Linked DNA regions of Homo sapiens: region 2 is linked to region 1. Evidence: chromatin loops called from intact Hi-C (ENCODE). Cell type or tissue: CD4-positive, alpha-beta T cell. All regions are shown on one strand.

The links. Hi-C counts contacts between places; a loop is a spot of excess contacts. Peaks named below come from ENCODE experiments on the same cell type or tissue, not always from the same donor. Only the 100,000 strongest peaks of a DNase experiment are listed, where the experiment ranks them.
Region 2: it touches region 1 in a loop (10-fold over the local background); 13 of 110 quality-filtered maps call a loop at or near these places.

What each region holds. Positions count from the first base shown.
Region 1 is chr1:89,480,988-89,485,987 of GRCh38, reverse strand. No RefSeq gene overlaps it. Among named protein-coding and RNA genes, the nearest start is that of LRRC8B, 41 kb to the left of the region's middle. In CD4-positive, alpha-beta T cell, CTCF peaks have their summits at 2,374 and 2,577 (motif pointing left); a DNase peak (open chromatin) is centred at 2,527.
Region 2 is chr1:89,620,542-89,625,541 of GRCh38, reverse strand. It overlaps LRRC8C-DT (LRRC8C divergent transcript), which reads left to right. Exons shown (of 3, transcript NR_033981.1): 3 at 337-693. It also overlaps a transcript of LRRC8C not described here. Among named protein-coding and RNA genes, the nearest start is that of LRRC8C-DT, 9.9 kb to the left of the region's middle. RefSeq lists a silencer at 2,318-2,612. In CD4-positive, alpha-beta T cell, no CTCF peak of the experiment used is centred here; a DNase peak (open chromatin) is centred at 2,451; H3K4me3 peaks cover 450 bases.

The sequences.
Region 1 (5,000 bases):
TTCTCATAAACAAATGAGAATTAGGATACAGGTAATTTAGAGTTCCTTGGCATACAAAAGAAATAGGAAAAATAAGTATCCTTATTCATCATTAGAAACTGAAGCCCAGGTATCATCCCCTGATCATAAGAGAATATGATAAGTGCTCCTCCTCGTTGCTTCCACTGTACTTTATATATTGCTACTATCATAGCTCTTACCATTTGCTTTTAAATTTACTAGATTTTAAGCTTCTGGAGAAAATGAGATATATTTATTTTTATTTGTACCTCCTGTGCCTAGCACAGTGTCTAGAATATTGTGGAAACTCAATAAATGCTTATTAATCTAAATTAAAGAGATATGGATTTCTACTTAGACTCTCATGATATTTGATTGGCTTAGGAATGTAGTATTCCTCTTTCCCAGGCTCTTTATCAGTAAAATGGGAAAAACACCAATTATCTTAACTAATAAAGATGAAAACTAGTAAAAATGATTTAAAAACCACTCTTAAAACAAAAGGATTTATAAGCACTAGTCGTCAGTTCTATCATGCTCCATGTCTGGCAGTACCGTCTCCCCACATGGGCTGTTAAAATGACCTAGAATCATAAATTTTTGTCAGTCTATTAGATAGGAAGGTGAACTCTGTGTTCCTCTGTGGGATTTGTTGCCCTCATAGTCCTTGAAGAATCTTAATTTATTATATGGATAAAAAAATAAAGTTAAGCTAAGAGAACTTTCGAATTAAATTGTACCTTTTGTTTTGTTAGCCATGAACAGTCATAGAGCGACAGCAGTAGTACTAGAAAAAGCATGTAGTCTATTTTTGTAACATCTTTTTGTTAAACATCTGAAAAAACAAGAGGGGCCCAGTCTGTTGTTTGCTTAAGCTTCTGTGAAATGTGTCCATCCAATTCAGCATATGTCAATATGTTCCTCATTTATTGCTGTGTAAAAATTATCTAAAATATATAAGCTGAAAACAATAAATATTTATTGTCTCATAGTTTCTGCGGGTCAGGAATATGAGAGAGGCTTAGGTGGATAGTTGTGGTTCAAGGTTTCTCATGTGGCTTCAGTCAAGGTATCTTCCAGGGCTGTTGCCATCTGAGTCTTAACTGAGTCTGGAGGAGCTGCTTGACTGACAGCTATGGCTGTTGGCAGGAGGCTTCAGTTCCTCTTCACATCAGCCTCTCCATAAGGCTCATGACATGGCTTCCCCCAGGGACAAAGAAAGCAGATTCCAAGGGTAAAAGCTGTAGATTTGTAATAACCTAGTCTTAGAAGTGAATATTGTTACTTTCAGTGTATTCAAATTGTTAGGAATTAGTCATTAAAACCAACCTATACTCAAGGGGAGGGGAATTAGGCTATACCTCTTAAAGGGAGGAGAGTCAAATAATTTGTGGACATACTTTCCAAACCACCACAGGCAACATGCTGACTTAAGAAAATAGTCTTAGATAGTTTTAACTTCTTTGTTTTTCAGTGTGACTTTAAGATGTAAAATATAAAATTTTATGTATAAAATATCTTACGGTAACCCAACTTCCCCCAGAAGTAAACAATTAAGTAGTAGTATTATATGAAGGCACTAAAGGAAGAAGTCATTAAATTTTATGCTATAGCTCAGGTGAAAAGGAAAATATCTTGCATCTGTGGCTAAGTTATAAACCATTGACATCAATTAGCCTCTTTTTGCCATAGCAGTGAAAATGGGCAACTCTTGCTGATGGCTTTATCTTAAAGTGTCTTCAGATGTGTGGTTAAATATGCGGTCAAAGGGTTTTCATCATCTACCTTGTCATTATATATACTTCCTTTTTGTTGACTTCTAGTTAACTTTGAAAAGTCAATCCATTCCAACCTAAATAAGTATTTTATAGAGAACATTTATAAATTTATAAAATAAAAAGCTGCCATTAAATATTATTACAGACATAATATAGTTGTACTTCTTAGAGATGTATGTAATTGTTACAGAACCTTGCCAACTTTCATTTTCATTCTCCCTTTATTTTATTTTTCATATAGATGTAGAGCAGAATATTAGTCTTAGTATTAGTCTAGTAGTACTAGTATTAGTCTAATAGCATTAGACTAGTATTAACTATTAGACTAGTATTAGTCAACTAATTAGTATTAGCCTAATAAATATAGATAGCATTCAATGGCGTAAAAGGCTGGAATGGTTCTAGAACAGTTCTGTTGTCATGTTATTCTGGTAGGAACAGAATGAAGTTTACTAGGAGAATTGAGGATGGAATAAAGAGCTTATTCAATTTTCCCTAATATATGGGCTGTTTGAATTGGAAGAAATCTGTTCTATTATTAAGAACATGGAAGAAATCTATTATTAAGTACAATCAAGAAGCAGGAAAAAGAACTGCCACTGAGTACCCCTTTTATCCTTCTTGGACAAGGGCAGAACATTGCACAGGATTTGGAATGGATGCAGCTAGTGATTAAGGTGATGTTAGTGATTTCTATTGTAGTACTGACTGTGTGGCCATAGATCTCACAGCCTTGGAATCAGTGTGCTTCAAGCCTCGTATCGCCCTCTTGTGGCCAGAGTTCATCTACTTATAGAAATTCTGTTTCTCACAGATTCCTCTTCTAGAGTTACATCAAAAATAAAGGATTGTTTCTCACTGCTTTCTTCCTCCCACAAGAAACTCATTAGAAGTGGGAACCTTATTTATCATGAATTTATCTGCTTTATGTGCTTACCAGCAGTAGGAATCAAGACATCAAGACATCCTTATCATCACCGAGTGGTTGGAGATTGTTACTGTTTCTTCCTTGTACTAGAGTCTGTATAGAACTCAAGGCTTGTTTCCTTTTCATTTTGTCCCAATGTATGATTATTACAAGCAGAAATATAAGAAATGCCTGATTATGTATGTTGACAAAATTATGACCTTGGAGAGATATTACTTGGAGATATATATTTATTAATAAAATCTCAATAATTTCATAAATCATTCAATTGTCATATTGAGGTGAAGCAACTTATATTAATATATATCAGAAGCCAATAATATAATTAGAAAAGTAACACTATCTGATAGTGATTTGTGATGTTGATGAAAGAGGCACTTCCTAAACATCTAACTTAGATGTCCGTAATATGCTCATTTACTAATAGGTTTCTAAGATTATCACAGCAGGTGCTACATATCATCATCACACTTTGTCAACTCAAAATAATTTTTACCAACTCCTACTTTCCACTGTGGAAGCATAATAAACAAAATAAAGACCTGCTTTTTTATATTCCTATTTTTAAAATGGAAAAAATTAGAATTAAATATGTCAATCCAGAAAATGAATAAATTATGTGTTCAGCTCAATAAACTATCAGTGCCACCTACTGAATCACATACCAAAGCTTCAACACCAGAAATACTTGGTAACATACTCCTCTGAGAAACTAAAGACAAGAAGTCAGCTACAACTAAAGACCCTGCACAAAATCCCGGAACACATTATTCTGACTTCTTGTGCCATTTTGGCAGCTTTTAATCTTTATACGAATGGAACCACACAGTATGTATTCTTTAGCATTTGGTTTCTTTCGTACATCATTATGTTTGAGAGATTCATCTATGTTGTGATGAGCTACAGTTCTTCCATTTTAATTGCTCTATAGTGTTCCATCATGTTCGGCATATATAGCCTCTTTATCTTTAAAAAATGCTCTCTGTTTCAAAGCCTAGTTTCTAATATTAATATACCTGTACCAGTTTTTTTTGGTTAAAATTTTTATGGTATATCATTTTTCTATTATTTTAATTTCAACATTTCATTCTAATATTTTACAGTGTGTCTCTTGTAAGCAGAATATAGATAGGTTTGTAATATTATCCAGTATGATAATCTTTGTTTTTCATTTGGGACACTTAATCCATTTATATTTTGATATGGTTTGGCTGTGTCCCCACCCAAATATCATCTTGAATGCTAGCTCCCCTAATTCCCTTATGTTGTGGGAGGGACCAAGTGGGAGGTAATTGATTAATGGGAGCAGTTTCCTCTATACTGTTCTCATGGTACTGAATGAGTATCATGATATCTAATGGTTTTATAAGGGGAAATCTTTTGCTTGCCTCTCATTCTATTCTCTTGTCTGCCACCAGGTGAGATGTGACTTTTGCCTTCCACCACGACTGTGCCCGGTCTTGGGTATGTCTTTATCAGCAGCAGGACAATGGACTCCTACAGTAAATTGGTACCAGTAGAGTGGGCGCTGCTGAAAAGATACCCAAAAATGTGAAAGTGACTTTGGAACTGGGTAACACGCAGAGGTTGGAACAGTTTGGAGGGCTCAGAATAAGACAGAAAAATGTGGGAAAGTTTGGAACTTCCTAGAGACTTGTTGAATGGCTTTGTGCAAAATGCTGATAATGACATGGACAATGAAATCCAGGTTAATATGGTCTCTGATGGAGATGAAGAACTTGTTGGGAACTGGAGCAAAGGTGACTCTTGTTTTAGCAAAGAGACTGGTGGCATTTTGCCCCTGCTCTAGAGATTTTTGGAACTTTGAACTTAAGAGAGATGATTTAGGTATCTGGCAGAAGAAATTTCTAAGCAGCAAAGCACTCAAGAGGTGACTTGAGTGCTGTTAAAGGCATACAGTTTTAAAAGGGAAACAGTATAAAAGTTCAGAAAATTTGCAGCCTGACAATGTGATAGAAAGGAAAATCCCATTTTCTGAGGAGAAATTCAAGCTGGCTGCAGAAATTTGCATATGTAATGAGGAGCTGAATGTTAATCCCCAAGACAATGGGAAAAATGTCTCCAGGGCATGTTAGAGGTTTTCACGGCAGCTCCTTCCATCACAGGCCTGGAAGCCTAAAAGGTAAAAGTGGTTTCTTGGGCCAGGCCCAGGGTCCCTCTGCTGTGTGCAGTCTAGGGACTTGATGCCCTGCATCCCAGCTGCTCCAGCTGTGACTAAAAGGAGCCAAGGTACAGCTCAGTCCATGGCTTCAGAGGATGCAAGCCCCAAGCCT
Region 2 (5,000 bases), 140 kb before region 1:
GAGCTTCTTAGTTTCCTGAATCCACTCATATTTTTGTCTCTTTAGGAAACAACATCAGCAACAACAAAGCCTGATTTCCCTTCTCAGTATCAGTGATGTATTAATGGCACTTTTGCTGTTAGTGAAAAGAACATAAGCTGGAATTGATGAGACCTGGATTCCAGTCATATTTCTTTCATTGACCAACTTTGTGACTTGGGAGAAATCTCTTAATATCTTTACATCCTCAGTCCTCATTTGAAAATGAGAGGATTGGGAAAGATGTCTTCTTAGGGCTTGTTTGGTGTGAGAATTTTATACATAGATATTAAAATTATACATGTTTATCCTCCTTAGATTTCAGTCAGTAATGGATATTACCACCAGCATTTAATCAAGGAAGCAGGAAGTGATCCATCACTGCTAGCTGCTATCTACAGGAATTCTGTCTACAGGCAGGGCAGACCAGTCAGCCAGTATCTTCCCGAAGTACCTTGGTCTTCCACCATCCATCCCACTGAGAGAGCCGTTCCTCTAATGAGGCATTTCTAAGCAGCTGTCCATTGAACTCTACCCCTTGAGATATCCTGAGAAATAGGAATCTATGGTTCCTATTGTTTGGAAAGTAGTATATCTTCCTTGAAGATTCACAATGCGTATTAATATGCTTAGGGCTCTGATAAGTCCTGTATTAAAAATGCTTGTTAAACTTTGCTGAACCTAGCATTTCTTTAACTTCACTTGGCCGTGGAGCTATTTCCTTTATTACACCTATCAACATTCCAAAAGAATAAAATTCCTTAGAATAGAATATTTTGTTATTTTTGAGTTAAAGACTGCAGAGCCTTCATAAGACTTTTCTTGTTGGAAAGAGAAGGGAATTGTGGGCTCTATAACTCATTTAATGAATATCTGTCAAGATAAGCCCTCTTGGTAGATGTTTTCTTCAGCTATTTTCCTTACAAACATCAGTCATAATAGAGTGCCTGACATCTTTAATAGGACAAAGAGTATCCATTCTCATTGGTAATAGTGCAGCTTTGTTCTGTTACACTGAGGAATAGTTCCCTGGCTGTTACATACTCTTGTTAGCCTCTGGGTTCCATGACATCCTTTCAGAAATAGCTGAAACTGATATAGAACACGCACATATTCTGAGCACAAAAAAGATGACATAGAATAGTCTATTATTGGTGACTATTGGAAGACAGTTCTCTATGGGTCTCTAGTGTTTTTGTACTCTTTCTTCCAAAATAAATGTTCAAGGATATTTGTACAGTGAACAGCCTTGAAAGATAGAGATAATGTCTTTCTCTGGAGCAAAAGCCAGACATGTTTACTGTCCAGTATAATAAAGATAATGTTTTTCTCCAAAGCAAACGGGAAGCATACTTACTGCTCATAAAAGGTTGATATTCCCTAGCTCAGGATTTCTCTCCTATAACACAATCCACTGTGGAGTTAGGTGCTTTCTCGCTCTCTTTGCATCTCCCTGTGGGAAGTGGGTCTCCAGGAACTGATATAAAAATGCTGATACTTTGGATACTGCTATTGAAGTGAGTAGTAAACTTTCTTTTGTCTCTGACCCAGGACTTTTCACGTCTTATACCACCATCCCAGAAAGTGTAGCAGGCTAGTATTTTAGTTTCCAAGGATAAGAAAATTTCAGACCCTCCACATTTCTTTACAACGACTAGCTTTTTCCTCTCTACTAGGTGGAAATTGATGGGATAACTTGATATACTTATCTACCCTCCCTCTCTGAATCATTCCTGGCCTAATGAATATTCTCTCCTATGAATGCTTTTCTAGGCCTGTTGTGGCATTTTTCTTTTTTTTTTGAGATGGAGTCTAGCTCTGTTGCCCAGGCTGGAGTGCAGTGGCACGATCTCGGCTCACTGTAACCTCTGCCTCCTAGGTTCAAGCAATTCTCTTGCCTCAGCCTTCCCAGTAGCTGGGACTACAGGCACATGCCACCATGCCCGGCTAATTTTTTGTATTTTTAGTAGAGACGGGATTTCACTGTGTTAGCCAGGATGGTCTTGATCTCCTGACCTTGTGATCTGCCCACTTCAGCCTCCCAAAGTGCTGGGATTACAGGCGTGAGCCACTGTGCCCAGCCTCTCTTGTGGCATTTATGATAGCCTTCCATCCTTGTTTCTGAGGAAGATTCAATAGAGAGCTATTAGAAGTGATGTACTCTGATTAAGGAATTTCAAAGAAAAGACACCATTAATTTAAAGTCCAGCATGATAACATTTCATTACAATGATGAGACAATATTTTATATTCTATTTTATTTTGAAAAATTATTTAAAAATCAATTCTCAGTGAAAAGGAATTACCATGTTACATTAAAGAATGTGTGTGTGTGTGCGCATGTGTGTGTGTGTGTGTGTGTGTGTGTGTGTCTGAGTTAGTTGCGTTGATAGCTTCCAAAATGAAAACACTAGGGTTCAGATAAGATGAACTGCTTCCAGTGACCAAAAGGAGGAGCATTTAACCACAACATGAAAACAGCTTATGGTCTCATTTAGGAGACTGAAAACATCTCTGATCTCTTAAGTGTCTCGAATATTCTTTAGCTTGTAAAATGCTCCAGATAATAGCTATTTATATCTGATCTGATACCATTTTATATTAATTGTTCATTTTATTGGCTTAACCAAAATTCAAAATTATACCTTCTATAATAATATATCTGATCATTTGCTTTGAAACAAACACTTTCTGATTGAAAAATTATCAGAGACTTTAAAGTATAACAGTATTGATTTAAGAGCAACCAGGTCTGCACATTTGTAAGATGACAAGCAAGTTGTAGGCTGACAACTTGCTGCAGTGATTTGAATGATACAGACAAGGTAGCTGATTAACATTTGCTGAGGATTTACTCTACGTCAGGCATGATGTTAAAGATTTCACATGTAGGCCAGGCGCGGTGGCTCACCCCTGTAATCCCAGCACTTTGGGAGGCCGAGGCGGGCGGATCGCAAGGTCAGGAGATCGAGACTATCCTGGCTAACACAGTGAAACCCCGTCTCTACTAAAAATACAAAAAAATTAGCCAGGAGTGTTGGCGGGCGCCTGTAGTCCCAGCTACTCGGGAGGCTGAGGCAGGAGAATGGCGTGAACCCAGGAGGCGGAGCTTGCAGTGAGCCGAGATCGCGCCACTGCACTCCAGCCTGGGCGACAGAGCGGGACTCCATCTCAAAAAAAAAAAAAAATTTTACATGTATGATTTCATTTCATCCATGTAACAACAGGATAACAGGTAATCTTACTATTCCCATTTCACAGATAGGGAGTCTGAGGCACATACAGCTAATGTCACTTGCCTAGCCTCATGCTGCTAGTAAGTGGCACAGCCAGGAGTATAACCCGGACAGCTTGACTTGAAAGCCCACACTCTTATCACGCCCTTTCTATCTTAAAACATCACAGTATTTTAAACTGCTGGAAAATGTCATTTTTTCCCCCTAGAGTGCTAAACAAAAATAAACAGTCTTGCTTATCTGGAGTTTCATACCTAATTATCTTCACATATACGATGTTTTTGATCTTCATTTCTCTACAGTGAATATATTTCAGGACCATTAAGGGTGAATTGGTATGCATCAGCCCATGTTGACTGAGAAAAAAAGATACCGTATAGCCCATTTTGAGTAGGGAGACATTCTAGTTATGCCACTTGGAAATGTTTCACATAAGGTTTTGCTGTATCCCAGACTCCTAACATAGATGCATTTGAAAAATCATTTAGTAACCTAAAACAAATACCAAGAGATGTTGAGTGTCTTTAAGTCTATATCCAAAGAGGGAGGAAAGAGCAACAATATTTTAAAAGTTACTAATTCTCTACCTGGAGATGTTTCCATTTTTCATGATTATAAAGACTATTACTGCCAGCCCCAAACTGCCCAATTTCCAGGTTCCCCAGGTGGGCACATTGTGATGCTGCCTAGGCTACAAGTCACATCACAATACTTTTCCTCAGATCAGACTGGCAGCTCAGCCTCTCCAGTTTCCCAAGGAGGGTGAGGTGAGGAGTGGTGCAAGACTTCTGAGTGCTTTAAGGGGAAAGGAATTTTTTTTTGAGATGGTGTCTCGCTCTGTCGCCCAGGCTGGAGTGCAGTGGCGATCTCGGCTCGCTGCAAGCTCCGCCTCCTGGGTTCACGCCATTCTCCTGCCTCAGCCTCCTGAGTAGCTGGGACTACAGGCGCCTGCCACCACGCCTGGCTAATTTTTTTTTTTTTTTTTTTTTTTAGTAGAGACGGGGTTTCACCATGTTAGCCAGGATGATCTCGATCTCCTGACCTCATGATCTGCCCGCCTTGGCCTCCCAAAGTGTTGGGATTACAGGCGTGAGCCACCGCGCCTGGCCAAAAGGAATTTTTAAACTCTTTTATGATTATTTCTTAGGATGATGAGGAAATCATTTAATAAGCAACCTTTATAGATTGCTGCCTAGCCTCTCAAAACTCCAAAATGATTTCTAAAAAATAGCAATAAAAAGGCTTCATGCAAAATTCTCTGCAACGTTACATCTACTCAGTGTCCTGGCTACCGAAGACAAATAGTATGATACACATTTCAGTTGCAAAAGCAAGTTTCACTTCTAGCATCCCATGCAACCATTTTCACAAGAAAATGAGGAGTCGTCATGGTCTTTGCTGAAAAACTTTTGTGAAGATTGGTGGATATTTTTCTGTCTTTCTGTTAAGACCCTGAAGAACAGAGTTGAGTGGAACTTACTTTCTGTTTCTGTTATCTAGAGTGAATTAAGAAGTTTAAGAGAAGCAAGTATGAATCTCCTGATCTTGTGAAATCTCAAGTAGCTAAAAGGAAGTATTGACATTTTTTAACTGGAAGTATTTGAATTTACCTGGATTTAAACCTGCATTGGCATTTTTTATAACATATATGATGACTGAATTTCTGTAGACCCAGTAGGAAATCGCCTATTTTTTTTTTTTTTTTTTTGAAAAATCATCTTCCCGAACTTTGCAGTTCTTTAATCA